Regions from separate parts of the Mus musculus genome. Here all the other regions are linked to region 2. The links are chromatin loops, found by intact Hi-C in ENCODE. Cell type or tissue: heart. All regions are shown on one strand.

Evidence for each region. Hi-C counts contacts between places; a loop is a spot of excess contacts. Peaks named below come from ENCODE experiments on the same cell type or tissue, not always from the same donor. Only the 100,000 strongest peaks of a DNase experiment are listed, where the experiment ranks them.
Region 1: it touches region 2 in a loop (6-fold over the local background); 5 of 42 quality-filtered maps call a loop at or near these places.
Region 3: a loop joins it to region 2, with 4 times the contacts of the local background. A loop is called at or near these places in 5 of 42 quality-filtered maps.
Region 4: it touches region 2 in a loop (2.4-fold over the local background); 7 of 42 quality-filtered maps call a loop at or near these places.
Region 5: it touches region 2 in a loop (2.4-fold over the local background); 2 of 42 quality-filtered maps call a loop at or near these places.

What each region holds. Positions count from the first base shown.
Region 1 is chr10:109,999,088-110,004,087 of GRCm38, forward strand. Nav3 (neuron navigator 3) reads right to left here and starts at 1,303. Exons shown (of 38, transcript NM_001368815.1): 1 at 890-1,303. The coding sequence starts at 1,132. In heart, no CTCF peak of the experiment used is centred here; DNase peaks (open chromatin) are centred at 1,764 and 2,054.
Region 2 is chr10:109,918,349-109,923,348 of GRCm38, forward strand. All of the region lies in intron 1 of Nav3 (neuron navigator 3), which reads right to left. Among named protein-coding and RNA genes, the nearest start is that of Nav3, 80 kb to the right of the region's middle. In heart, CTCF peaks have their summits at 1,371 (motif pointing left) and 2,578 (motif pointing right); a DNase peak (open chromatin) is centred at 2,623.
Region 3 is chr10:109,991,906-109,996,905 of GRCm38, forward strand. The region is part of intron 1 of Nav3 (neuron navigator 3); the gene reads right to left. Among named protein-coding and RNA genes, the nearest start is that of Nav3, 6.0 kb to the right of the region's middle. In heart, no CTCF peak of the experiment used is centred here; a DNase peak (open chromatin) is centred at 2,586.
Region 4 is chr10:110,742,716-110,747,715 of GRCm38, forward strand. E2f7 (E2F transcription factor 7) reads left to right here and starts at 2,724. Exons shown (of 13, transcript NM_178609.5): 1 at 2,724-2,964; 2 at 3,617-3,709. The coding sequence starts at 3,617. In heart, a CTCF peak has its summit at 2,769; a DNase peak (open chromatin) is centred at 2,676; H3K4me3 peaks cover 2,514 bases; H3K27ac peaks cover 2,087 bases.
Region 5 is chr10:110,598,269-110,603,268 of GRCm38, forward strand. It overlaps 9230102K24Rik (RIKEN cDNA 9230102K24 gene), which reads left to right and starts at 2,382. Exons shown (of 3, transcript NR_028438.1): 1 at 2,382-2,952. In heart, a CTCF peak has its summit at 2,301; a DNase peak (open chromatin) is centred at 2,333; H3K27ac peaks cover 411 bases.

The DNA of each region.
Region 1 (5,000 bases), 81 kb after region 2:
ACTGCAAGTGATACTTAAGAAGGTTTAGAGCAGTGGGTCTCAACCTTCCTAGAGCTGGGACCCTTTAAGATAGTGTGTGATGCTGTGGTTACCTGCAACCATAAAATCAAGCCCTGAAAGGGGTCGCCACCCACAGGTTGAGAAACTCTGCCTTAGATGACTCTTCAGTAAAAAGTTTCTCCTGCAGGGCCACATGAGCACTCTGCCACTGGAGCAAACATTTGAAGAAGGCTCAGTACCCAAGAGCTCACAAAATACCAGAAAGTAAGTTAAAAAAAAAAAAAAAAAGAAAGAGAGAGAGAGAGAGAGAGAGAGAGAGAGAGAGAGAGAGAGAGAGAAAAGAAAACCCATGTCAGCAATAAGTAAAACGGCAGCGTTTCAATTTGTAAACAGAAATCCTGGCAAATGTGTAGTAAGAGGGACAATACTTCATTTTTTTCTGTCCACATTACAATAAAATAAGCAGCTAGCACTCAAACATTCAAATCCTGCAGATGATGTTTGGAGAAAATAGAGGACACGCACAAGGGATTTGACAGAGATTTCCTTTTAAAGGTAATGTATATGGGAGTGGACTCCCATTTGTTTATACCTGTGAATGTCACCAATGGAGCAGTATCTAGGAGTAACTATATTAATAAGTAATTACTTGTTCCATTAATAAGAATACTGGCTATCCTATACAGATATTCAGAATTTTCTTCATGACTTTTCCAACTATCCACTAAAATACAGTTTACACATTCAGTCCTCAGTCTCACATAAATCTGCCCCCTCCTTATAGCAGAGTTCCTCTAAGTATCACCATCTCCCAAAGTTCATGGTGCAACTGACAAGAAGTTTCTCTGTGTGGTTTTTTTAAAGTCTACAGTAACCTTTGGCTACTAACCTTGCTGTCTTCGATCTCCTTGGCTGTTCCCTGCAGGGCTTTCTTCTCTCCAAACTCACAGGTTGATTTTAATGTGAGCTGGCACGAAAGCATTGAGCGCTCCGGTGTAGCAAATTCCAGAGGTCTCGAGGAACAGCGCCGTGACACACTGATGCCAAGATTCGGTATCGGAAGAGCAGCGTGAACAGGCTTTGGCCCAACAGCTGGCTGTCTCAGTTTTGAGGCAACCCCAAGGACAGGCATGGCTTCTATAAAAGTATCTTTTTGTTGCCAAAGAAAATGCTCTTAACCTCAGTCTGGTAGACTCCAGCTTTAGTATTTTCAGAAGAAAGAAAGAAAAAAAACTACTAAGCAAAACTAGCAGTCATCTGGAGGAGAAAGAAAAAGAAAGAAAGAAAGAGAGAGAGAGAGAGAGAGAGAGAGAGAGAGAGAGAGAGAGAGAGAGAGAGAAAGAAAGAAAGAAAGAAAGAAAGAAAGAAAGAAAGAAAGAAAGAAAGAAAGAAAGAAAGAAAAACTCACACATACAGTAACTTTCAAACTAAGTTTCAGGAAGAGATAAACTTTTTTCTCATCTGAGAATCTGTCTTGCTAGTTCAGATTCTCTCTTCTCTCTCTCTCTCTCTCTCTCTCTCTCTCTCTCTCTCTCTCTCTCTCTCTCTCCCTCCCTCCCTCCCTCCCTCCCTCTCTCCTGTTCAGCAAGTTAGTGTCTGCAAAATAAATTCTACAAAGCCATTTCTGAAGGATTATAGAGTTCCTCACTTTGTTTTCTTCTCCCTACACCAGCAGCAGCCTGAGATTGGTCTTTGAAAGGAGAGAGGTCAGGGTGGGGGGAGGAGGGAACAAAGGAAAATCCCTTCAGTCCAGTTTCAGCCTAGTTGTCAAAGAAGCCAAAAGACCACAATAGTGGATGGCTAAGAGTTCTTCCTGACTTCAGAAATAACCAGCCTGCATTCTCTTCCTAAAGCAAAAAAAAAAAAAAAAAAAAAAAAAAAAGCAGGTCACTGTCCAAAACAAACAGCTGTTGGAAGAACTTTTAGCCCGGAAACAATTTCAGCAATGAAGCTGTTTGTCTAATTTCCAGCTATTTTTCACTCTTGACAGCCAGGAGCCACGGTGTTCATTCTGCTCCATCCCATGAAATCAGGCTAAACTGGAGAAACAGGACAGCCAGCTAAAGCAGCTGAAGCCTTCCGCAGACCTTGCCTGCTTATGTTACAAACTGCAGTAAACACAGGAAGCCAGGCATTAGATGCATGGTGATTTCTAAATGTAATGATGGCGTTCCCATTCCCAGGACAGCCATGTCCCACACAGCAGTTATGGGGCTAAGCATATTAGATGTTAGTGCAAGTAACCGCTGGAATCACATGGAATGCACACACTTAGGGTCAATACTTTGTAAAAATGTGGCAGAATAGAGACTGGCAGCAATATATATATATATCAAGAGTAAATAAAAGAAGCTATTTTGCAGAAAACTCAATAATCTTCCTAAACCTGGGGCATGTGGGACAAAACCAAGTTCAAAGTGGAGAGGTCAGCATCTTTAAACGTCCTCCCTGGGTTCCTTCCTCGGCTCACTAGACCACTCTTTTATTTATTTATTTATTTATTTATTTATTTATTTATTTATTATTAGATATTTTCTTTATATACATTTCAAATGCTATCCCGAAAGTTCCCTATACTCTCACTCTACCCTGTTCCCCTACCCACCCACTCCCACTTCTTGGCCCTGGCGTTCCCCTGTACTGAGGCATACAAAGTTTGCAAGACCAAGGGGTCTCTCTTCCCAGTGATGGCTGACTAGTCCTTCTTCTGCTATATATGCAGCTAGAGACACAGGCTCTGGGGGTACTGCTTAGTTCATATTGTTGTCCCACCTATAGGGTTGCAGACCCCTTCAGCTCCTTGTGTGCTTTCTCTAGCTTCTCCATTGGGGGCCCTGTGTTTCATCTTATAGATGACTGTGAGCATCCACTTCTGTATTTGCCAGGCACTGGCATAGCTTCATAGGAGACAGCTATAACAGGGTCCCTTCAGCAAAATCTCTCGAGATTCTTTCTTAATAAGAAACAACTATTTCCATATGTAATAATTTATCTCTGTTAGAATCCTTTGCTCTGGGACTAAAGAGTCTGGGCTCAGGAGCCTTCCGAATTTAGATCATCCTCAGTTTCTTAAATCTAAGCAGGACTTTCCTAAACACTTCGGCATTTCTCTCTTACTAACCTCTATGCTTGTCTTACAATTCACAACGTCTTCTTCATCTCCTGTCTTTTTTGTGGTTGTTGGAATTTTCAGCTTGAGTGTCTGGTTGTTTCACCTTCACACTTAAAAAAAAAAACAGTCTTCGAACTTCCTTCTGCATCTGTTTTATTGGTGAGACTAAGAAGTCAAAACAGGAACCACAATTTCTCTGATAACAAAAAAGAATTTTGATTGAGATATACTCAGGCATTAAACTGAATGTTATGAAGGCAGAGAGAGAGAGAGAGAGAGAGAGAGAGAGAGAGAGAGAGAGAGAGAGAGAGAGAGAGAGAGAGTTTAAACAATAGCTTCCCAAGCTTTAGCTCCACCTAAAGTTTTACATTTTTAAAAAAGTTTCTGAATCTCCACTCAATTCTGCTGATCCAGTTTGTAAAAACCTCTCTTTTGCAATCATGTCAGATTCTATTCTGGCTAAATAGAAGCAAGGAGGAGTGCTAGTCAGGCATACATCTTTGTCCTGAAATACAAAGTGTCCACAGGAAATCTCCCATTAGTTAGTAAAGCAGCATGTGTGTGTTACCGTATTGGGATTTTACTAGGAGTTTCTACCAATAAAATGAACTTTATTTTGTATCTTTTGTGTTTCTACTGAACAACTCCTTTTGTGCAATTAAATTTACAGAAAACTTCATACGTGCATATTATACATATATATAATATACATACCCACAGCTTCTTTCTCCTCTCACCACTACCAAGCACCCCACACACACACACACCGCCTTTCCCTACAACTTACCACATTCACCTGTTTCTAGGGACTTGGGCTTCTTTCTTTGTTCCTTTCTTATTACTGAGTTTAATCAGGGACTGTGGTACTCATTAGCTGGTACTGAAGGCAATAACTTTTCTCTCCTAGAATCTTTCAACAGCCAAGAGTTGAACAGTGAGAGATACGGCTTCCTTAGTTTCTTCCTAATCCATGTCTAACCTTTGAGGCATCCATCCATCATGTCAGGATAGGCAACTGAAGCTATTATGATTTCATGATAGCAATGTCTGCATTGTGCCTAAAAGATAGCATCTTGCAACTGTTTCTCTCTCTCTCTGTCTCCCTGTCTGTCTCTGTCTGTCTATCTGTGTCTCACTCTCTCTCTCTCTCCTTCTCTTTTTCTCTCTCTGCCTCTCCCCAACCCCCTGCCGCATCCCGCTCTTATATTCCCTTTCACACTGTACCCTTGGCCTCTGAACAGTGGTATGAATGTCATGCTTAGGCATGCTGCTTCATCTACCTCTTATTTTAGTATTTTGTTGCACAAGTTTCTGCATTCACTGTCATTCGCTGCTAAGAGAAACATCTTGGCTAAGACAGAGGCTATCATTTATCTATAGATATATCTTATGATCTCTCCAGCCTTGATTTTTTTTTTTTACTGTAGGTACATACCAGGCATAAATTTCCTCCTGTTTAAGGCCCTGAATTCAATCAGAGAGCAGTTGGTTATCTCCATAACACTTATGCAGCTACTGTACTGGTAGACATAGCTTGCCTGAGAAGTTAGTCTTGTATTTGTAGAGCCAACACCTGAGCTAGTTCTCTGATGCCCCTTTTCTCCCAGAATATTACATTGCAACCTCAGCAACTAAGAAATTATCCAGTATGGAGGACATACATTTCTAGCTTAGTTTGTTTCATTCTTCTGTGTGTGCAACCAAGATGTGAGATGCTTTCTAAGCAGAGGGACCTAGTTCTCATAGGCAACTACAAGCATAATAGCAAGAACCTGTTTTCTTTTGGTGTCTCTGGGGCCTCCCTAACCAACAATGTATATGGAGCTTCCCTGAATTTGGGATTGAGATTTTTGTCTAGGAACCTGCTGCTTCTAGAAGCAGCACTATC
Region 2 (5,000 bases):
ACAACAACACACCTTTTATGGGCCTAAGGTAGCTCTTCTTCATACATACCACAGTTATGTAGTTTGGTGTTCTTAGGATTCTGAACATTGGGTGTGGGTAGTGTCTCTGACTCCTTTGTCTACACATTGGACCCTTTTCTTTTTTTCCTCTGTTGCCCTGTCCAGTCTTGATATAAGGGTTTGTACCTAATTTTATTGCAACTTGTTGCGCATGTTCTGTTGATTTTCCTAAAAGGCCTGTTCTCATGATTGAAGGGAAACAGAACAGGAGTGGATCTGGGGGAGAGAAGTAGGGGGAAGACAGGGAGGAGGGGAGCAGAGGGTAGGGGGAATGGAGGTTGGAATGCAAGGTGGGAGAGAAGGCTAGAAACAAATTAAAATTAAAAATAAATAAAATGAATCTTGTTTTGGTTCTTGGCTCATAAGTGGATTTAATAACAGAGCTAAATTAAAGTTAAAGTTGTTGTTTAAAAAGAAAAACACTCTACAGAATACATGACATGCTAGAAAATATGTGTAAGAAGTTCTTGTGGCCTGACACTATTACTGATGTTGTGGTGTGCTTATAAACAGGGACCTATCAGGACTGCCCTCTGGAAGGCCCAACAAGCAGCTGAAAGAGTCAGATGCAGCTATTTGCAACCAACCAATGGACAGAAACTGGCGACCCCTGTGGTGGAATTAGGGACGGCTGGAAGAAGCTGAGGAGGAAGGCAACCCTGTAGGAGGACCAGTAGTCTCAACTGACATGACCTGAGATTTCTCCAACACTGAGCCACCAAACAGGCAGTATACACCAGCTGATATGAGGCCCCCATACAGACATACAGTAGAGGACTGCTGGGTCTGGTCTCAATCAGAGAATATGCACCTAACTCTCAAGAGACTGGAAACCCAGGGAGTGGAGAGGTCTGGTGGGGTGGGGTATTGGGGGGTGGGGAGCGGTGAAACATCCTTTCAGAGACTGGGGGAAGAAGGTATGGGTGTGGAACAGTCAGAAGGTGGACTGGGAGGCGAATAAAGTCTGGAATGTAAAAAAAAAACCGATTAAATAAACAAAAGAAGGAAAAGTTGTTCTTCTGGATGAAACACAAAGTTTCAAGAGGGTAAAGCTGGCTGATTGAGAATTTTCGACCTCTGGTTTGGGTATGTGATCCCTCACTCTGGTGATAAATTGATTGACAGAACTCTTTAGCACAGGCCAGTGTTTGTCACATTTAGACCCTAGACCATCACCTGAGTCATGTATGAACTTTTAAGGAACTATTTATTTATTTTTATGTGGATTGATGTTTTCCTGTCTGTATGTCTGTGTGAGGGTGTCAGATCCTTTGGAACTGGAGTTGCAGGCAGTAGTGTGCCACCTTGTGGCTGCTGGGAATTGAACCTGGGTCCTCCAGAAAGAGTAGCCAGTGCTCTTATCAGCTGAGCCAACTTTCCAGCTTCCATGCATGAACTTTTATAGACATACCCAGTTCTACTGTCTCACAGGCTCTGGATGGTGGGGCCAGAAAACAATCATGAGGCTTCCACGGGGTTCTAAAGTGGGCTCCTGTTTATAAATACTTACATGGATAAATACACTTCACAAATTAAAAGCAATTAGACTATAAGAGTTAAGCACCTCTCAACACAGAGGGCACATTATTCTGTGTTCATGGAGTTCACAATAGCATAGCTTACTTCTTGTATGTCCAAGAAAACACCAGCCCACGACAGGATGCATGGGGATGTTCTTTGCAAACCATTCATTCCTGTGTTTTAAGACCTTCATATTATTGGTGATAAAATTGGTAGATTGTCTCAAGAGAGAAATAACATCCTTTCCTTTTCTTTCTAGCTCTTCTTTTCTTCATTAAGTTCTTAACTTGTTTATTATCAACTGGAATGTGGAAGAATCATACTTTTTATTCACTTAGTCTTGAACCACCGGAGTTAGAAGTTGAGAATGCCCTGCCTGTTGTGTTATAAACTACAGCGAAAGTATCAGAACTCAGAACTCAGCAGCTCTGTCCATTCCTGTCCTGACAGCAAATAACAGCGAACAAACAATTCGGGGTAAAAGAGACATTAAGGTACAGGCTTTCTTGAAATGTTCAATTATTTCTTGCTCCATGAGTTCTATACAAACAACAGCCAAACAGAACCCAAAAATTATCTGGAAGGTTTTACATAATCTATGTATGTGTGTATAGCCATATAGATATATTGATATATCTATACATATGTGTGTACATGTATATATGTAAAATATGCATATATATACAAATATGTATGTGCATATGTATATATGAATACGTGTACATATGTATATATGTATATACATACATAAACATATATAATTATATATACATATATACACATTTATGCATATACACACAACACACACAAATATACATATATATACACATAAATACATACATACATACCTGTGTACACATGTATACGTACATATAAACCTTACACATGGTGACTTCTGGCCTTTGTCTCTATTAAGGTCACCTTGACAATATTTTTTTAAAGTCAAACAATGTATCTGCTACCCTTTTCTCTTTGGCTACATGCTATAGCTGCAGCCAACCACGAGGTGGCACTAGGTATACGTGCCAGTAAGACAATCATAATAGTAGATGTGGCTGAGGGCTTTGTCACCCTGAACAGGCAGAACTCAACTCCCATAATGAGAGAACCACAGGACCACAACAGAGCACCCAGACTTCAAAGTCGTCATCTTAATGGCCATCTGAAAAGCCTCCAAATTTCATCTTAAAATCCTTTCATTTTAAATGGACCGCAATGGCCAGACTGCTGAGGAAATCATATGAACCCCTAACAAATTATCGTGAAGAGATAATCAAACGACTTCATGAAGTGGAAAATAAAAATGAAAAACAAGCACAAAGCTGACAGGCTTATCCTCATCAAGTGTCATACTGCCTTTAGACATGTATAGGTTCAAGTCCCCAAACTATTCTAAAAACGATCTTGCTTTATGAACTTTCTTTTCCAGTGAGTGAAACAACTTATCAAGAACTATGTGCAATACAGGCTAAAACATTTTAACATAAATGGAAAACACAAGCGGTAAATATTTTCCCGAGACAGGGAAGCTGACCTAAACCCATGTGCATTTCCCCAATCCCTTAGCTTCTCCCACTCAGTCTGCCCACTGCCCCTCCCCCGCCACAATGAAGTTCAATTGCGGAAGGTTTTCAGATGTGGAAAGATTGGAGCCTGGAGTCAGGAGCACTCGGCTCCTCTCCCAGCCCCACCACTTACTACTAGGGCTGGATTTTCCTTCTCACAAATGCGGGGATCACACGCTTATCTCCCCTGCCTCTCTCGCAGGGAGGATGAACTTTAATGGGAAACATCTGCAAAAGCAAAGTCCATCACGCAATGCGAAGCATCGCTATTGTAACCAATGGGACGTGGCATCTACGAATTACATTTTAATATCTATTCTACAGTCACAGAACACTTTCAGATTGCTATTTCAAGGCATTCCATTTTTTTAAAAAAAATATTTTAAACCATTGCTCATGTAAATACTAAAATGGCTTGTTTGGGTTGAAAGATACTCTCGAGATACCTAAAATGTTTTATTTTCACACACTGCCTTTATTCTGAAGTTGATCTCTGTTCATATTTGATGTATTGCTTAATATGTGCCAAGGAAAAAATATATATTCAGATAGAAAGTCAGATATTGGCCTCTCATATGTCTTTATAATTGACTGTGTTGTTCAGGAGAGACAGCTCAGCGTAAAGAAGGCTTGCTTTGCCAGGATGAGGACTTACTACGTTTGCATTGCCAGCCCATACGTTAAAGCAAGGCACGACACAGTACATTTCTGTAATCCGGGACAAAGAACAGAGACAAAAGGATCCTGGGTGGCTCATCGGTCAGCCAGTATAGCCATGCTAGTGAGCTCTAGGTTTATCGAAGGTACCCTTTAACAAAGTTATAAGATCAATAATGACATAGGAAGACAGGTGGCATCAACATGTGGCTTTTCCCTGCACATATGTACATGTGCAGACAAACTAGAACACATACACGCCACCATACACACTTCAGTGTAGTGTCATTCTTAGGCACTCGAAACTGACTTCAAAAATACTAGCTCGCTGATGTCAAAGAAAATTAGTAAAATTAATAAAACAACCAAAAACCAGTTTAAACCAGTGTTTGGATTTCCAGAAGCTCAGAATGATTCTGCATTCAAAGTGAAAACAGGAGACCCCTCATCTATTATCCTCACACGGAGAAGTATAGCTATCAGGAGTTTAGGTTGAGGTGCTGGCCAGGATAGCTATCATCAGTAATGAACAGAGGTGGGAGCAGAAATAGCATTCTGTTCAGAAATAATTTACGTAGGTAGAGAGACGCATGCCCAGATCCCAAAACTCAGATACACTAGCCACCAATGAAGCAGAATATTCCCCAAGTAGAGGAGTTGAAATCAGGTATTAATAAAAGACATGAACCTGGATGCTCTCAGGCACCTTCATAATATCAATTAATTTTATTCTAAGAAATGGCCTCAGAAAGGGCCTATCTGTTTTCCCTTCAATGAAGGGAAATTGCAGAGTCATAAAATTATCCGAAGACATGTGCGTGGTCTTGCATCTTCTGGAAGAGTAGGTAATTGGAACACCAGGCTGAACTAAGGAAGACACTTCAGGTTCCAATGAGGAGAATCTTGTACTTCAAGTTCAGTGGCAAAGAGACTCAGGGAGAGCTTGGACCCCACTGCTGCAGCTGCTCTTATGTCCTAGGACATGCCACCAAAGCCAGCCATTTAATCCTCACATGTCAGTCACAGTGTAGATCCCACTTAGTCCTGTGAGCCTGATTTTATCTAATCAAAGAGGAGTTTTTGGGAAGTTAGCAGCAAACAAGTATGGAAACTGTCCTTACCTTCTCCATACACACACACACACACACACACACACACACACACACACACACACACACCATATATATTTACTCACAC
Region 3 (5,000 bases), 74 kb after region 2:
TAAAAAACTCCCTTGGGACATCAAATTCCTTATCCAGAAATAGGGACCAGTAATCCAGCAGAAAGCATTTCTTTCTTTTACAAAAACTGGAACAACAGTGGAAACTGAGAAACAAGAAGAGAACAGAGTGAAACTTGTCAATGATTAAGTCGGAATTCCTGGATGAATCCTTAACTTTTGCTACTTTCCTCTGGCAAAATCCAGTCTCCAAGAAGCCAGTGAAGGACAACATTGCTTTTGACAATTGCTTTCACACTGGTGTGAAGGAAAAAACAGAGATGCTGTAAGAATCAGATAAACTATACTGTAACCCAATGCTTCACAGTATCTCTGCTAATAAAGTAATCAGTCTGTACTTTGTGGTGATAATAATAAATTAGGTTTATATGTCTATCATCTATTATGCAGTAGATACTCAAAGTGTCAATTATCATCAGTTTTATACTATAAGTTGAAAAGTTCAAAATGTTTCAAACAAATCTGCATTCTTATGTAAAGAAAATGTTTTGTTTTTACAAGACTTATAGTGTGGGTAGTTGATAATGGGTCAACTAATTCAAACCTCTTCTTTTACTAATGTGACATTCTTGCTTGTGTTTGGGTTTGGCTCTGGGATAAAGATATCTATTTTCTTGCTCCCATGTCCTAGAGCTCCAGCCTTCTTCTAATGTGGATCTTCTCCTGCTTCATTTCATCACTGTGTTTCTAGAAGCTTACACATGTCAGCTTAGTAGTTCCCAATCTCTTCTCAGCCTGTACAGGGTAGGGTAGTCCCAACACCATCGCCACGGCTTCTCTTACCATCTTCCAGCGTGTCAAACCACATCTACCTTCTTCTATTTGTTATAATTGGCTAATCATCTTTCATTTTATAAAATATCACCTTATTTCATACACTGATGAACAGTAGTCTCTCTGAAATATTCTTTTTTTTTCTCATGTTTACTTGATCAGATAAAAGACATGGTTCAAATGTAATTTTCGATATAAGTGAATAGTAAGCCAATGCCCTGTTGTCCTAGCACTTTGTTAGCATTTTTCAGCAAACCTTTACATTAGATGCATATTAATAAATGTTGACCAAGTATGTACTTTCTTTTGATATATAATTATATAATTATAATTAAAATTCTTTAATCTGTGCAACAAGCTTGTGAGTTAGTTATTACTCTTATTTTAAAAAGACTACGACTCAGGTATAAATTGATTTGCCAACATCATTTTGCTAATAAATATGTAACATTCCAGAAAGACTATTGCTAACAGAATTCAGATGTCTGCTAACTTTGTGTTCTTTTCATACATTTCAGTGTTTGGAGATAATTCTGATTGCTATAGCTGGAGAATGACAATGATTTGGTATAACGGAATGAGGAAGAAATGCTAACAAATATTCCACAATTGGCAGAATACTACTTCTCCTACCTTTGCAACAAACCCAAGCAGATCCCAATACCATTAATAGTAAGCTATTTAAATTCCTGGTCCAAAGAATTAACTGGAGTGGAAAACAATGAGCATACTCGAGAGAAATAGGATAAGGGAGGAGACACGATCAGGAAATAGAATGAAAGAAAAAAAGAGTTGCCTTTCAAAAGTGTATCACTCTGGGTATGTACCTCAGTGCATAGAGAGCAAAGCCTAGTATATCAGGAGTTCCAGCTAAATTCCCAGCTCCCCATAAGTGGGGGAGTGATGTCAGCAGCACAGGCCTATAACCCCAAATCCTCCAGATGTGACAGCTTGAGGGATCCGAACAGTTCCATCAGGACCTCTCCTTCTTGTCTCACTTCAGTTTTAGATGACATAAAGGCTGAATTACTTATGTTCTTTGAACTGGGCATAACTCTATGTCCTTGGGGGCCTAATACAATGTTCTCTTAATTATACTCCATATAGAATGTTACAAATTGAATATGGTAGCTGATGGTGTTATAACATGCCAAAGTGTTAAAACCCTGCTCAAAAATTAATGATATATCTATTGACTTCATGTGTCTATAAATAACACATTTAGTAGATGTTTTTTCAATAAAGGAAAGATGGCTTTGATACCAAAGAGAAACAATGTAACCTATTGGCAAACTGCCAAAAAATACTTGAAAAATGTCAACACAACAGACTGAGTCATATAAAGAACGTAGGAAGATTCAGCACATGTGACGGATATGACTTTTAATATAATTTTGTAGTTTAGCTAATGAGATGAAACACGTAAGGGCTTTTTAAATAACACAAAACAAAACGATAGGCCACCATTTCAGACTGTCAATGATTTTACAAGGACAATAAATGGATTACAATGAAAAAATGACTCTCCAGCCTGTAGAGAAAATGTTCAAATGTAAGCATTATTTCCACATTTTTCATTCCAGTTCTACCAACAAGACACAAGCCAATTAAAGCATCCGTAACATCTTAGCTGACAAAAGAGCTGTAACTACGAAAAGGAATGATGATGATTCTATAAACACAAATAAGAGAATGTACAAGCATAGCTTACCTAGGGGACTGCAGGCTGATCCGCAGCTGCAGGGCAGGCCAGCTCTAAAAATGCTGGCCCATGAGCAAGCCCACAGGAGCGCTGACAGCCCTCAGCACTGGCTGGGAACCTTTGCAAAGGGAAACAGCTGGAAGCCAGAGCCAGGATCTACTCAGTTGACATCTGCTGCTCTATGTCTATCTGGGGGCTACTTTTATTCATTTCTGTTTCTCATATAATCCAGTAGAGGCTATGTGTCTACTTAATCTTCTTCTCCTGATGGTTCGATATACTTAGACATAGACAAGGATTTATTTACAATTCATAGCAATGGTGTTTAATATCTGAAATATATGAAAATTTTCTACATGAACACCAAGGCTCTAGATACCCTCCCCCCCTCCCGCGGGCACATCTTTCTATCATCAAAAGTCTTCATTGTTAGTTAGTTAGTTAAGAATTAACATTTTCCACAACTGCAAACTCTTATTTTGAACCTGTTTTCTGCCATAATCTATCATTGAAAACCTGGTCAGTATCTTTACCGTTCCAAACCTCAGTTTCTTCACGTGCAAAAATAGGACAATAGTAGTGTCTACATCATCTAGCCAGTGAGAACACTAAGTAGGATGCCCGGTGAAGCACCTGGTTCGCTACCTAGCCTGTTGCAATTATAGATGATGCTCATTAGCATCAGTTCCCCTCAGCAATGACTTATCTAAATGTCCTGACCATGACCATTGGTTCCAATTGTCATGTAAGTGCCTTCTCCGTGGCTACTTAATGAGCTCACTATCCACTGATGTCATCCTGCTACTTTCTCCAGATACTACTGTCACTTTACCCACTAAACATTTTGCAACACTATTTCATTAAAAACTGCTTTCCCCCTCTGTACCCCAGTCCTACCTGCCCAGCACATAAACAACAACTTTTGAATCCTTTTGGAATTATCCATTCATATAAGATTTCTCTTATAAATCCACAAAACAAATTTTTCATTAGTAATACATATACATTTATATATCATATATTACTATATGTTATATATTAGTTATATATATATTTAAATATGAATAATATATTTATTACCAGTATATTAGTATGACATATACTAATAAAATATATTATTCATATATAAGTATATAATATACAAAATGTAATATACAATATACAATATATAATATATAGTCAGGACACTGAGGCAAGAGGCCTGCTATGATTCCCATACCAGCCTGGTATACACAATGGGTTATAGGTTATCAAAGGCTACAGAGTTAGGCCTTACCTCAAAAACAAAACAAAATCTAGGAAATAAGTAAAAATCGTACTTTGAAAAGAAGGAAATGTTCAAAGTATTATTTACATATAACATAAATAGAATATATATATGAATATGTACGTACTAAACCTGAAACTAGAGTGCCTCATCATAAGCAATTCATTTGACTGTCTTTTGTCTTAAGTATTAGACTAACTCCTTTCTAAACACATGAGGATGAAATGATTCCTCCTAAGCCATCCTTGAACTCACTGAGTAGGAACACTGAGAAAGTGATTCCTATTAGCATGGACTAAAGAACTAAACTTTCTCACATTGCTCTAGATCTTCTCAAAAGCACGTACGTTCTCTGTCATTTTACTTCCATCATGTGCACTTTTTAAAGCATTCCTTTGGCATTTGGAATGAGTTGTAAAGGTTGAGTGGTATTTGTATCATATGGTAAACCCAGAAAAGGTACGGAAATTATTTTGTGGAGAGACTGGCAGGTATAGGAAACAAAAGGTTTCTTTCTGAAATCTATCCTCAATCATCTCAAGGAAAGGCTCTAAATCAACAGTAACATCTTGGTACTGGTTTAGGGAAGAAGCCAGTAAGAGTTGAAAAGCAATGAGAGGGGTTAGAACATTCAGATTAAGTAAAAAAAAGTCTGAAAAAAGTACATCAAAGGAAAATATCAGCCCTTGACATTTTTATGGCACATTTTCCAACTCCACGTGATATATGTATATATATATATTTTTCAAAATATGAAGCACAAATGAAATCTAATAATTAAGAAAAGAGAGGCCATGAACTTGAGAGAGGACATGTGGTATATATGGGAGGGATTGGAGCAAGGAAAAGAAAGGGGGAAAATAATGTAGTTATGATAATTTCAAAACCTAAAATCAAGCAGCATCATCATCATTGTTATTATTATTATTTACAAAACTAATATGATTTCTTTAAAGATAGGAGAATTAAGCAGTCTTTTTTTCTTTTTTATTAAGGCATTTTTTATTAGACATTTTCTTCATTTACATTGCAAATTCTATCCCCAAAGCCCCCTATACCCTCCCACTGCCCTGCTCCCCAACCTACCCACTCCCTCTTCTTGGTCCTGGCATTCCTCTGTTCTGGGACATATATCTTCTCAAGACCAAGAGCCTTTCCTCCCATTGATGGCCAACTAGGCCATCCTCTGCTACATATGCAGCTAAAGACACGAGCTCGGGGGGGGGGGGGTAACTGGTT
Region 4 (5,000 bases), 820 kb after region 2:
CCCCAAGGGCACCCAACAGAGACGTCCGACTTCCTGGAGCTCCCACGCTTCAGGGGAGATCAGGAGATCAGGACCCACGCAGAAGCTAAACGCAGGGGCTGCCACAGCTATTTCCCATCTGGTCATCCAAGACACTGGTAGGGTGAGAATTCTCAAACTTAAAAGGATCCACTTAGTAACTGTTAGAACACTATCGCTCTGAGCACGTCAATCAAACTATAACGTTTCCAATTGTTCTCCAGACTTAAGGTCATTCTTACTTAAACGTACAAATCTAAAATTACGTATCCAGTTCTTCTTAACTCAAAAGATGCCACACTTGAATGGAAACTGATAGAAAAATAAAATAAAAAAAAAGGTCATTGACACGAAACTGTAATCTCAATGAAAGAAGCACATAGTTTTGAAATGTCAGAGAAATGAATGGACTTTGTTGCTTTAATTTGGGTGTATGGGTTTTGAATGGTACCTCCTGAAGATGTCTATCCATGTAATACACTCTGAAACCCATGGGCATGATCATATTTAGATGACTTTCTAAATTTATATAGTAAATATAAGTATTTGTATAATATTTATATATGTTATATGTATAAACTTCTGTGGGTTTTTTTTTTTTAAGACAGTCATTTTGTGGTAAATCTATTGTAGCAGCCACAGAAAACCACCACAGTCATAAGTCATGCATCTCTTCATCTAAATTCTCTGGATCTGCGTGATGAAAAAAAAAAAAGTAAGTTTCAGTTTTTCTCTTTTCATGTCCCTATGGTTCTCTAACCATTTAGAAGATAGATTTTAGTTCCAATTTTTCTTTTGGTGTGTGTGTGTGTGTGTGTGTGTGTGTGTGTGTGTGAGAGAGAGAGAGAGAGAGAGAGAGAGAGAGAGAGAGACATGTAATTGCCAATGTGAAGACCAGAGCAGATGCTAGATGTCTTTTTTCAATAGCTCTACACATTATATTTACTCATCAGTTCATTAACTCATTCCTTTGAAATAGGGACTGTCACTGACCTAGGATAGCTTGACTGGCCAATGACCTTCTCGAAGCAGTGGGTCTCCGCAGCCTGGGTTACAGACTACCTCACCCCCAGCTTTGAAAATGGGTGCTGGGAATCCCAACTCCGTCCTCCTGCTTGTTGAGCAAGCACTTTACTGATTAAGCCATCTCTCCAACCCCATACCTCTGGTTTTTGACACGGGGGTCTTTCCTTTATCTGGAGCTTATTAAACAGGCTAGTCCGCAAGCCCCAGGGATCGGTCTGTGCCTGCTGGTGCTGCAAGCACAGGCACCTCCACACCAGCATGGGCACCAGAGGTCCAACTCTGATCCTTCAAGCACTTTATTGGCTGAGCTATCCCTATAGTCTTCAAATTGTTATTTGCCATAGACATACTTTTTTTTTAAGCTACTATTGTTTATTTGTTCATGCGGATTGTTTTACATGCGTTCTGGTCTTTTCTAAGGTATAGTCCGGTAGCCATTTTCAGGCTGAATGTACCAGCAGACTGGAGTAAAAACCGAAGGACTTGAGTAAATATTTTGAATTCTTCTGATGGCTCATTGTACATTTTTGAGAGCTGAGAGGTGAAGGGTGGGGCCTTTGCACGGAACGGCTAAGACGGGGTAATGAGAATGATAGTTTTGCGTTGAAGTGGGGAAATACTCGTGGGCATGTGTTAAAGAGGCCGTTATAAATCCCAGCTGAGGGCACCCTACAAAATAACAGTACTCGGGGAAAATCTGGGGATCAACCCAAGAAACTGAACCAGGAGCTTAGGAGAGATGAACAAAAGCGATGTCCTCCAACAGGAAATAAAAAAGCATTTGGTAAAAAGAAAACCTGAATAAATAGTGACTTAAACAAGTGCTTTGTACTTACATAAGTGGCTGAAACTGGGTACTAGATGTGAGTGAACTCTTTTAAAGTATCTTTTCAGTTTTTTGTGCAAATCCAAAACGGTTCTAAACAAGAGTTTCTCAAGAGGGGCCTAAAATAGCAGTCTTTCCTTAGGTTCATATTTTAAATAAGAATCCGAAGGAAGTGAAAGGTCTAATAGAAATCAGTAATATTCCAGAGATATTCTTGACTGTTCCCCCATCCCCCAAGCTAGTCCTTACTAGAAACTGTCTAATAACACATTCTCGACCATCTCTAATGCTCTGGAGAGGGAACACCAGGAAACCTTTTGCAAAACCCCCTTTGGTGCGGCTGCCGGGGTTGTTCCCAGGGCTAACGGGCGTGCCATCTGCTCGCAGCCCAGGTGCTAACCAGGGTTCACGTGTCACCTGGCGGCGCCGGGTGCTAGGGAGCCGCCCTGGCAGGTCCCGGCAACTCGGCTCCCGCAGGTTGCTGGGGGCAGGGCGGCGTCCGCAGCATCCCGCGCGTGCGGATCGTTTCCCCGGCTCCATCTGCTGCGCTGGGGGCCGGCGTGGGTCGGTCCCCCACAACAAAAGGGCGCCCCGCGGAGAGCGCGCCGGCCCGCGCCGCCCCGCCCCGGCTTCCCGCGTCCGCGCCCGCGTCCCCGCGGGAAACGCTCCCGCGTCACCGCCTCCAGGTACCCGGAAGGGGGAGGGGGCGAGGCGACAACAATCCGGCGGGCGGGCGAAGGGGAGGAAAGGCGCGGCGCCGAGCGCCAAGACAGCGAGGGGCGGGGCTTCGGGCCGTGCCGCCGCGCCATTGGTCGGCACCGCCCCGCCGGCCGCCGCGCATTGGTGAATGCTCAAATTCAGTCTCAAGGCGCCAGAGGAGGTGTTTTAGCGGGGACCGCGATCCAGGGCTGGAGCTTGGCTTAGGCGGGTAGGAGACGCTGTCGCTACGCGGACACCGCGGGTGGAGCGGAGGATCTGCGAGCCTTGCCCTGCCCTGCCCATGTCGCCAGCCGGCCGCTGAGATCTACACGCTCTGCCCGCTCACGCGTGCGGCTGCGGACGTCCCCGGAGAGACCCTCCATCGCGCAGCGACAGTAAGGAAGCGTGCGGCCCCCTCGGATGGGGAGGCGGGAATGCGGAGACGGGTTACCCGCCGCCCTGGATGCCGTCCCACAGGCCCCGGGTCCGAGTGCCCCCTGGGGTTGTGCTGGCTGCAGCGCTAGGTGAAGGAGGCTGGTCCCCACTACCACCTACCCCCACGATTTAGGGGTCCCCTGGGAAGAGTTTCACTTGGGGTGTGCTTAGATGCCTAGGGAGGGGCTGAGCGCTTCCCGCATGGGTTGGTCTCTAGATCAGGTTTCAGTCTACCCCCTAGATCAAACCCACTCAAAGTTGAATTCCTCCCGGTTCTTTGCGCCAAAATTAACTGACCTGGGAGACCCTGTAACTTTCTTGGCATTTGCCTAACACCTTCCTTCCTTGGTAACTATTTTGCCTGTTGCTTTTCATAAAGGATTGCAGTTTTGTTCAGTTTTTTCGTCTTCCCAGATTTCCAGTGATTCCTAAGTATATTTTAAGTGTTTGTCCGTGTGAGTTTTAATGAGGAATGGAGGGTGTCTTCATTCTTGGAAAATTCCAGGAATGCTGTAGGAAGGGAAAGTTGATGTTCACAAGTGGCATTTTGTCGTTGTTGTTGTAGGGGGAAATAAATGTAAAATCATTTTCTGATATAGTTGTGTGTTCCAGATGGAGGTGAATTGTTTAACACTAAAAGACTTGATCAGCCCCAGGCAGACCAGACTAGATTTTGCCATTGAAGATGCAGAGAACGCACAAAAGGTAAGCACAAATAAATACTTTATAGTCTCCAGCATGTTTTGGATGGTGATGCCTAGCTTTCGTCTCGTATACAGCATAATTGTGATGGCCGTTATAGAGGAGTTTTTAGAGAATGGGGCCATTGCGACCTTTGTTTCGGCTCCTCTTAAGTCATTAGTGTTGGAACCAGCTTCTGAAGCCAAAGGTGCATTCTGGATGCAGTGATCAGAAGTTTGTGATGCCTAGAGATCCCAAGGGCAGTTGAATTAATGTTGGAAGAAATTAGAAAGCGTTAATTCCCTGGAACAGGATTTTGTTGTTGTAAATACTGGATTTAATGTCCGAATGCTGAGAAACACCACCTTCCTCCTAATGGACCAACTACAGAGATGTCTCCCAAGAGTTACAGCCTTGCCTCCTAGACAGGGGTCAATGTGACTGACCCTCACCAGCTCCTCTGAATAGTTGACAGCCCTTCTGCTTCAGATATACTGAGCCACACACTCAGCAATGTCTAAACCACCCTGGCCTGCATCAGCACAGGTGTGCAGAACAGATGTCCTTTTGAGAAGACAGAGCTGTGAATCTGAGCGTTGTTTAAGCAACAGCAAACAGATGTAACAAACCAGTTTCAGAAACCTGGAATGGAAATCTCTAGTAGCAACTTCCTTAGGCATTGAACCTCTCTGGAGTCCAAGTGTTAGTTTTAGGTTAGCATCAACAGTGAACCTGCCTGGTGACAAAAGACTTGCCTTTATACAAGACTTTATACAATATTTGGCAGCTATTATGTTTGTTAGAGGGGGGCATGTATACCAAGACGTTTTTGTTTTAAAGAGTATTCTTAAAGTTACTTAAGACTACAACTATATATATATATGTATATGTATATGTATATGTATGTGTATATATATATATATATATATATATATATATATATATGTGTGTGTGTATTTAGAAGTTTTGGTTTTGGCAGTTCCAAAATAAAACTTTTCTGTTTTCCTTTGTAATTTGAATAGTTCTGCCTAGAAAGCGGTCTGCTCTCTCAGTGCCCCACTTTTGTTCTGGTCAGTGACTGACCAAGTACTGTCCCTGAGGTTTGATGGTCCCCTCCCCTAATTTGCCTCAGTAAGTGGTGAGTTTTCTCATGGGAAAGTGCAGAGAAATTCAAATGACCTAAGAGATTGGGAAAGTGGTCAAACCATCTCAACTAGAATGAATTGGTTGGGGTTTAGCGAAGAAAGGAGGCAAGAGATAAGAACACAGTGGTTTTTGTGGATATTGGGGTCTCTTTGACCTCTCCCCATTGCTA
Region 5 (5,000 bases), 680 kb after region 2:
TCTCCTTCCCCACCATGAATATACATATTTAACTGCACTAATTATGTTGGAAGTTTTATGTCTTCAAAGTTCATACCACAAGAGCAAATTAGAGGTGAGATTACTTTATAATGTAGACATAAACAATATAGCAACACACCTAATTACCATTGGGATTCTATTTAGAGATGGGGCTTTGAGGTTGAATGAAATAATACAGGATGTGTACTAATACAGTATGATTGTTAGGCTCAAAAGGAAAAGAGCCAATCACTATCCATACTCAACACAAGCAACAGCAACTGCTATCATGGAGGGGGAAATGGACTCTTAAATTATAGCTACTAAAATGATTTGGACAATCATAGTAATCAAGTCCCAGAGGATCATGGGCCACTCTTCTATTTTCAAGATATTAGGAAGCAGGCTTTAGTTCTCATGTAATGGCATCATAGATATCTAAAACTATATGGGGTCTAAATGTTATTAGAGAGTAAGAACTCTATCTCAATATGAACAAAACTACTGTCCTGGGAAAGATATTAAGATAAAGAAAAGAAAGGAAATTCCAGATTTTTCATCCTATGAAACAACAAAGTGCCCTCGTTAAACTTGTGAAATTCCTATTGCAACATGTAAGAGGGGCTGTCTGCATAAGAAACAGAAGATCTGTCTAGGATACCCATGGAAGATTATGAGACAATGCTTCTCTTACACAAACCTGAGAAAGCAGATTCAACATCTTTATTAGTTGTCAGCTTAACAAAAATCTACACTCACCTGTGAGATGGGCTTCCGAGAATGCCTGGGGGAATTACCTTGATTCTGTTCATAGATATAGGAAGATCTGCAATCTGCCTAGTGTGGGTGGCACCATTCCCTAGGCAGGGGAAGCTGAACTTGTAAGGCTAGAGAAAGTAAGCTGAACACTAACACACGCACATGTTCATGGCTCTCTTCTTCTGACTATTGATGTAACGTGACCAGCTTAGAGTTTCTGACACTTGGGTTCTTGAGGTTTTGGGGGTGTTGTTGTTATTGTTGTTGTTGTTGTTTGGGGTTTTTTGTTTTTTGTTTTTTGACACTTTGACTTTCTTGTCAGGATGGACTGTAACCTGTAACTACAGCCTAATAAAACAAACCCTTGATCTCTTAGGATGCTTTTGCCAGGGTATTTTATCACAACAGGAATAAAAAAAAAAAAAAAAAAAAAAAAAAAAACTAGACAGAATCTTCTATGTCAATCAGTTTCATTGTCAAATAAAATCTTGCGATCTTGAATTTAGACAGAACAGATTTTAAAACCAAACAGAATTTTGCAAATGGCTTCTTGAAGCATTTCCCAGGTCAGCTACTTTTCTATAAATGCCTTTCAAATATTTACTGCGGTAGCAATCAACCTTGGGTTAAATGTAGCATCTTCTGTCTCTGCCCTCACTGTCTAACGAGCACCAGGTTCATTTATAATATTAAGTTTCTCCTCAGCTGCATTACACTAGGGAAAACTGCATTTCTTTTACAACTTTAATAAATAAGACTATCAACATGATTAGCAACATTTAAAAATATTCTGAGCAGAGCTTTTTAAAAACCCTTTTATTGTAGCTATAGGCTTGCAAAGCAATGAGAAATGCGGTGGGGAACACAAGGAGACTCTCATATTGTCAATAGTTTTCCCTTGCTTACTAATTACACAATCCTCAACAGACAGTTAGACATGAGGTGTGGAAGAAACATCCCCTGAAAGAGAATACACACATGGACTGATTGCCCCTCTGCATTCTCCAAGGAAAATCAAAATAGGATTTAAAAAAAAATTAATGAGGGGGCCTGGAGAGATGGCTCAGCGGTAAAGAGAACTGGCTGCTCTTCCTGTAAAGAGGAGGTAAAGAGGAGCCTGACTGTATAATTTACAGTCATCTATGACTCCTGCTCAAGAGACCAAGGAATCCCTCTGGCATCCACGAGTCCCAAACACTCACATCGTGCATAGTCAAACACGCAGGGGAAAAAAAATCCATACACATAAAATACCATAGTAAAGTGTTTTGTTTTTTGTTTTTTTTTAATTACTGAGGGAAAGGCCCTTCAATAAACCCATCCGTTCAGGAACAAAGGGGTTAAATGTGTTTACAGCTCCCAAGTTAGTTTAGAGATAGCAATAAGGAAGTTTCATGGGACTTTGAACCTCCGTAGACAATGGAAGGTGTTTGTTCAGTTAGCTTTTCCAAAAAAAAATGACTTCCTGCCAAGCAGTTGGCTGTGACACTCACACACAATAGTCTGCACTTCCCACACAAGCCACTGAGAAATACTGATTTCCTGTGGGCTGTTTCCGAGGACTGCCATGATGGGAAGAGTGGGCAGAAGGAGGGAAGCGCCGCACTCGGTGCTTACAGTCTATTTCTAACAGTGCCTGAGAAAGCAAGCGCTGAGCTATTAACGTAATGAGCTTGGATTCAAAATTAAAAAGGGGGAGCCACAAAGCAGCACAGGCCGGCCACGAAGGGACGATGGCCTGAGTCCATAAGGATGTGAATGCCATTACTCATTAACACACACTCCACTTAAGGAAATCCTTAGGAAAAGCAACTGAGTCGAGCTAATGAGTCGCCTCTTCCTCCGATACTGGTTTTCATTGTCTACAGAGGGTTTCCCAACCTCCACTATCTGCTCACTGGACTTGATGGTATATCAACTTATAGAGGGAAATATTCGCACCCGGATGGTGTGCTAGGTCCTTTATTTATTCATCAAAAAAGAGAGAGAGAAAGAAAGGAGAGGAGGGAAGAAAGAAAGATGGATTTGCTCACAAGGCTATAATCTAAGGACAAGTATTGATTGCTGAAACACTAAAGGAATATCTAAAGCCAGGACAATATCTTTCAAGGTCAAGCTAGCGCATGTGTTGTAACACTGTGGACTCCACACAGTAAGGCGCCACTATTCAATTTCAAAAGGCTCATGGCAAAGGTAAGAATTTTAGGTGCCTTTTTTTTTTTTAATCTTTAACAATTTCTCTCCCTCTCTTTGCAAGTTTAACAGTCTGCTTCCTGGTGAGCCAAGCAGACATTACTTAGGAAAATGGGAAGGTTAGCTGGGGAGTGTCTCAGTTTGGTGAGGTTCTGGCCTCTCACATGGGAATTTGGTGGTTCGGGCTCTGGCTCTGTATATTGCACGTGCCAATAGTCTCTAGAGGGAAAGACAGGGGGGACCAGAAACAGGTTGTCCTTGGCTACATGGTGAGTCTGAGGACAGAGTGGGCTACATGAAACCCTGCCTCAAATGGATAGCAATAGAAATAATGCAAGCTCAGGTTTATTAAGGACTTGCCAGTGATGAAGCTTAAGAGAAAGCTCTTCACAAAGGGCACCTCCTTTAAGCCACATCTTTTATACTTACAGATGATATAAGTGAGATTCTGTAAATTGGTTGCTGGCTGAGGCAATAGCACCGAGAAGTAAAGCTAAATTTTACATCAAAGTCCCAAACCTCATACGTTACACCCCTTTCTTGGGACATCCTGTATATCACAAGAAAATCACATCAAGGAAATAAGTCTCAGTCTCTCTCTCTCTCTCTCTCTCTCTCTCTCTCTCTCTCTCTCTCTCCTTCTCTCTCTCTCTCTCTCTCTAAGAATTTTACCTGGATATGAGTCTTAGAATATACTGTTGATTCATATGTAGCAGAGGATTGCCTTATCTGGCATCAATGGGAGAGGAGGCCTTTGGTCCTATAAAGGTTTGATGCCCCAATGTAGGGGAATGCTAGGGAGGTGAGGTGGGAGTAGGTGGGTGGGTGGGTGGGTGGGCACCCTCATAGAATCAGGGGGAGGGGAGGGATAGGGGGTTTGTGTAGGGGAAAGTGGGAAGGGGGATAACATTTGAAATGTAAATAAATAAAATGACCCATTAAAAAATATACTGTTGAGTGCCTTGCAATCCTAATAAGTCCCTTTCAATCCTAATAAGGATGGAGAGAAAGGGAGGGGAAAGGTGAATGTGTAGACTGCCACTCAGCCGGTCTCACCTTGTATTCTCTGTGCTTGCATTTCAATCTAGGAAAAGCAACTTCACAAAGCCAACTCATTTGGTTCCTCTAAGTGTAGCTTAATTATTTGACAGCCGTCAGCCTTCGGGTACTGTTTCTGCAGTAAACAGTCTACTAGCCTGATTATCCCAAAGACCAGGACAATCACACTAATTTAACCCTGGTGCTACTATACACTCCATTATACTTCTATCGTAAACGCATAGCTAGAAAATCATTGCATTTGTCTAAAAATAGCACACAACTTGAAACTGCCTTAAAGTTCAAGAATAACTAGCAAAGTGAAGAACTGGTAACACTTTAGCTCAAAACTGGGCAGGGGTAGGGGTAAAAACCGAGGCTGCCCAGACTCATGCAGAAATGTGTGGATCTGATTTCTAGAATGGATTCACTCCGGCTCGTTTCTGAATTCTCTCAGCCTCTCGTGTTTCTCTCCTTACCCTCCTTGTGTTCTGTGTTGGGCCTCCTCTGCCCACAAATCTCTACGTCCCAATATATGCTAGGACTAAAACTGTGATTCTTGGAAAACAGATAATTTTATTAATATTAAGGTAAACAGAAAAATAATGGATATTTCAACATCTAGGTAAAACAATTCTTTACTGAGAATAGGTTCTTCTTTCATACAATCCATCCTGGCCACAGTCTCCCTTCCTCTACTCCCCCCACCTCCTCCTCACCTCCCCTCTTCCCAGATCCAATCCTCTTCAGAAAAAAAAAGCAGGCCTCCAAGAGACAACCACCAAGCATGCCAAAACAAGATACAACAGACAAGGTAGAAAGTCTTCACATAAAGGCTGGAAAAGGCAACCCAAGAGGAGGCAAAGAGTCACAAGAGCAGGCAAAAGAGTTGAAGATATACCCACTCCCACTTTTAGGCATCACACATAAACACCAAGCTAACAGCCATAACTTAGAGGCAGAGGACCTGGTGCAAGCCATGTAGGCCCCAGGTTTGCTGCTTCAGTCTC